2 separate regions of the Homo sapiens genome follow, and region 2 is linked to region 1. The links are chromatin loops, found by intact Hi-C in ENCODE. Cell type or tissue: IMR-90. All regions are shown on one strand.

Region 1 (2,500 bases):
GATTACCGATGTGAGCCACCGTGCCAGGCTTCTATTTGCTTTTGCTTTTGATACACCCATATCTGCTCATTGTAGGAATATTGGGTGCCTTCAGCTCAGCTGGATTCTCTTGGCTTCAGTGTCAGTATTTGAATTCTTGTTCATTTTCTGCTTTCCCTCCCCAGACTGGTAAGTCCATGAGGACAGAGTCCTTGTCTATCCGCCAGACCACCAGTGTCCAGCACAGTGCCTGGCACACAGTAGGTATTCAATAATTGTTTAATGAACTCTGGGGCTTTGATTAATAATTTAGTTAGAGAGTAAATTAATTGTGAGTTAAATCTAGTTTGGTCAACAACATACTTTACACTGTGCAGTCAGTGGGGCAGGAGGGAATCACAGAAGGGTCTTTGAAGATGAAAAGTGCAGGGACTATTGGCCTAGATCAGTGGTTTACACATGAAGCTGTACTTTTAGACGAGCTTGCCTTCCGGGATTTCGATCCCTGGTCTGAGGTGCTGTTTGAGCTTCCCAGGTGATTCTGAAGTCACCAGATCGGTATTGAGGGATGCCAAATTTGGGGGACTTCCTGTTCTAACGTATTTCTTTTTGTCCCCCGAACTCATTCAACTTGTGCCTGAACGGTCTCAGCAATGGGAGCTCATTATTTCACAAGGCGAGCTGCCCAACCCAGCGTAACCACAACGACAACAATCACAGTGACACCATGTAGGGACCATACATTGAGCATTTCTTAGGTGTCAGGTACCGTACATACATGCTGCTCACTCCAAAGGCGAGGTGGGTAGTACTTGTCTGCATATGACAGCTAAAGAAACTGCAACTCCGACGTTGGTGGCGCTGGGAGTCTCAGTGGCGGCGGGGCGGGGCAGGGCCGGGACCGAGGCCACGTCCCGCCCGCCGCCCGGCTTCCCGCCCATGGGCCTCGGCAGTGCCCGCGGGAGGAGCGGGTGGAGGGAGCCGCTCGCCACGTCAGCGCACGCCCGCCCCGGCGCTCCGCCCGGCCCTCCTGGGCCTCCCCATAGAAGGTTAACCCGGGCCGGATCCCACGAGGACTGGTGGGGGCCGGGCGGCCCGTGATTTCAGTTTCCGAAGAGTCCGGCCCTGCGCAAAGGCGGGCAGGGAGGAGGAGTTCGGGAAGCCTTCCCGACAGTCTGTAGATGAAATGAACGCGCCCCGCCTGAGCGCCACTCGGGGAGCGCGCCGAGCCAGTGCAGCACCGCGGCCTCCCGGCCCGCCAGGCTGAGGGTTTCCGCGGGCCCTGACCCTGCTGGCCCCCACCGGGCCAGTGAAAGCAGCAGGCTTTATGCGGCTGTCGGGCTCGGGGCGAGGAGCCGGCTCCACCCTCCCAGTCTGGGCCCATCCTCCGGCCTCGGCCAGCCCCTTCCCTCCCTCTCTTTGGCGTTCGCGTTCCCTCGGCCTAGCAGACCTCTTAGAATGTTTGTTTTCCTTCTGAGAAAGAGCGGAGGGACGTGGCCAAGACCAACATGAACTGCAAACACGGGACATCCTCTGTGTGGGGGGACATTTTTCTGGGACCAACAGACCTGGGTCTGAATACCCATCCTGCCGCTTCCTCGCTGGGTGACCTTTGTATATCTTTCTCCATCTCTCTCAGCCTCATTATCCTCATCTGTAAAATGGGGATAATGACGCCTTACCTATCTTTAAGATACATTCTGAGGATTAGATTGGATAAATACGGATCATACATTTTAAGCACTTAGTGCTGTCAATGGCAATTAACATTATTATTCATTATATTGTTATTATGAATGACTGATAATGACACTCAAGATTATTAATGCTACTGTGTCAAAAATATGCTCAATTAAATTTATTTTTAGTGAGTGAAATAGTTTTATGAAAGGTAAATAAAGAGGAATAATACTGGGTCGGGAAGTATATACACGTTATCTCATTTAATATTCAAACAGCTTCAGAAGGTGGGTGTTATCATCCCCATTCTGCAGATGAGAAAGTTGAGGCTCTTGGAGGTTCATTAACTTGCCCACCTCACACACTTCAAGCCTAATGTCCTGCCCTCCCTCTCTCACTGACTTCCTTGACTGCATCCCTTAAGCTCCAGTCCCTTTCTACCTGCCTGCCTCAGCAAAGACTCGTCCATCTGCAGAGAAACCTGGAGGAAAGTGAGTCAGCTCTGGAAACTGGATAAAGCTCACCTCCTCCAGGCAGCTTTCCTGATTCTCTCCCTCCTCCCCCTGTAAAATTAATCCTTCCTTCCTTTCTTCTCTTGGTGCCCATAGTATGAGGTTGCACACACTTATTGCAGGTTGTGTCTCCCACCTGGGGAGTATGCCTGTCTAAGGCAGACGCCACATACTTTTTCACTCTTGAAGGGTCAATATGGTGTTGTGGTTAAGGGCACAGGCTTAGGAGCCCAACTGTCCAGTTTCAGATCTTGGCTTTACTACCTACTGGTTGTGAGCCTTAACCAAGTGACTTAACCCCTTTCAGCCTCACTGTCCTTATCTACAAC
Region 2 (2,500 bases), 120 kb after region 1:
TGAGACATAAATCAGGATGTTCAGAAAAAATTATAAGAACCCTCATGATGTTTATCAATGAATGATCCGTTTGATTCTGTGCAGCCTCATGGCCAAAACCAAGCACAGAGTTAGTCAGATAACTGATCTCCTCTACACATATGATCTTCTTGGGGGACTCTGTTTGGCAAAGGAAGCTTTGGGGAAAGCTCATATAAACCACTGAGTATAGTCAAATGATTTAGACCTGAACACTTTTTAAAGTAGGAGTTATCTGTCCACTAATAAATATTTTAGTAAAGTGTCATGGAACATGCAGTTTTTTTTTAAGGTGGACAAATAATTTTATTTTGTGCATGCAAATACACGTCAAGTACTGCAAACTTTTTCCATCAATTTTCTCTCAAACACTGAAAATCATGATGTCCTATTTTGTGAACAGCCAAAGCTAGTATCTCTTCACTTCAGTGCCACAGCAAAAACATACAGAATTCACTCTTTGCTATTCACTATCATCATAACCCTCGTTGTTTCATCTCTGCCCTCCCCTCTTATACAGCCCTTATAAATTCTAGTCTTATCCCATTTAATCCTATTCCTATAGCACAAAGGCAAACATTACAATTTGGAAAATCAAATTGAAATCAATGGCATAGAATTTATTCCCATATATATCCCCCATTTCATTATACAGAATTATTTTAAGTTATAGTTAAAACTATGACATAAACATGCAGTTTTGAGCGATATAACTTGCCAATAAATCTTCCAGGTTAAATTAGTTGCCAATTATATTACTAAAGTTACCAGGAAAAAAACTTGAGCTATTGTAAGGGTTATGGGCTATGAGACAGTTATGTTTTTGTAGTTGCCAGCTCAAAATAAAGTTTCAGAAGTATTGATATTAAGCCACTCTTGCTGCCAATAATTTGATAGACAATCACTTATCCATTTAAGTAATAAGTTTAGTCAGAGGGAAGATTCTTTTTTATCATCTCTGTGGGAATGTGGGATGGCACACCTTTGTGACTTATTATACAACCACGATAGGTAGGAACCAGTGCTGGCCTTTGTAGTCTCAGGGTCTATATGAAGAGAGCCTCAAAAAATGATGCTTGTTGGTGATGCCAACAGAAGGTTGCAGCTCTTCAAAAAAAAAAAAAAAAAGAATAGGTCTGGGCATGGTGGCTCATGCCTGTTATCCCAACACTTTGGGAGGTTGAGGAGGGAGGATTGCTTGAGCCCAAAGTTCAAGACCAGCCTGGGAAACATAGCAAGACTTTGTCTCCCCCCCCCAAAAAAAAAAAAATAGCCTGGCATGGTGGTGTATGCTTGTGGTCCCAGCTACTCGGAAGGCTGAGGTGTGAGGATCTCTTGAGCCTTGGAGGTCAAGGCTGCAGTGAGGCATGATTGCATCACTACACTCCAGCCTGGGTAACAAGGCAAGACCCCCCTCCAAAGAAAAAATAATCAGGAAGTGAGTTTATTTTGCTTTCCCCTTGTGTAGTCAAATTGATTTGTGTTTGAGGCATGTGAAAGCTAAATGCCTGGCCCTGTATAGGTCATGAGTCATCCCTATATCCTACAGTTTAACAAAAGACAGCCCTGCCTGTTCCCTTCCCCTCCCCACGCCCACCACTGAAATCATTGTAGAGGTAGTGGTCTTCTAGTATGTGACCCTTGGGCTACAATATCAACAGGTTCTAGGCCATATTTCCTTCACATCCACGTAATGAGCCCCGAAACCCAAGTGTCCTATTTTCCTTGAGGACATCTAGACCCAAAGCATCCCCATTTTGGAAGCCCAGGGACTGTGGAGTGGGAAAATATGCCTCCATTCCTCTCCTTCACATGTGTTTTTAGGTTAAAAAAGGCAGGTGCAAATCACAACTGAATATGAAGCCTCAAAAGAGGCCAAAGCAAATCAACTTAACAAAAATAACTTCTTATCACCAAACCTGGAGAAAAACTTCAGCTGTGGCACCTCCAAGCAATGACCACGTCCCTGGCTGACTTAAAAGCCCCTTCAGGACCTCATGTTGATTGAATCCCCATGATCTAGCCTCAAGTGAGGGCTGAGTGGGCTGTTCTTGAGCCAAGTGTCTGTGGTTGTGGATAAATATATTAATATCCTAGCAACTTGCAAAAGCCAAAGTACTTTAGACAGAATTTGTCGTGCATTCTCTTAACAGGAGAGCAGGTTTGAGATGGAGATCTGAGGATATTCTGAGCCAAGCAAAGAGATTCTTAGTAAATACACAAATTCATTTCCTTCTGGTAATGCTTGGCTGCCCCTTGCAAATTGGAGTCATTTTCTCGTGCGGCCTTCTAGTGTTCTTCTGAAATTTGAGGTTTGCTCTGTTTTCAAAATGTAGAAACCCATCTCAGTCATCCACCAAGCTTTCACTGAGCAACCAGATGCAGGCATTGTGCAGGGTTATGAAAGTGGAGATGTTTAAGACACGGTTTCCACCTTCAAGAAGTACACTGTCTAATCAGGAAGACTCACTGCAACATCCAG

Evidence for each region. Hi-C counts contacts between places; a loop is a spot of excess contacts. Peaks named below come from ENCODE experiments on the same cell type or tissue, not always from the same donor. Only the 100,000 strongest peaks of a DNase experiment are listed, where the experiment ranks them.
Region 2: a loop joins it to region 1, with 2.1 times the contacts of the local background. A loop is called at or near these places in 18 of 110 quality-filtered maps.

The regions. Positions count from the first base shown.
Region 1 is chr1:58,902,811-58,905,310 of GRCh38, forward strand. It overlaps LINC02777 (long intergenic non-protein coding RNA 2777), which reads right to left and starts at 1,328. Exons shown (of 5, transcript NR_183656.1): 1 at 758-1,328. RefSeq lists silencers at 722-1,111, 1,172-1,421. In IMR-90, no CTCF peak of the experiment used is centred here; DNase peaks (open chromatin) are centred at 1,061 and 1,401; H3K4me3 peaks cover 1,195 bases; H3K27ac peaks cover 1,223 bases.
Region 2 is chr1:59,023,918-59,026,417 of GRCh38, forward strand. The region is part of intron 2 of LINC01358 (long intergenic non-protein coding RNA 1358); the gene reads left to right. Among named protein-coding and RNA genes, the nearest start is that of LINC01358, 4.7 kb to the left of the region's middle. In IMR-90, no CTCF peak of the experiment used is centred here; a DNase peak (open chromatin) is centred at 1,464; H3K27ac peaks cover 550 bases.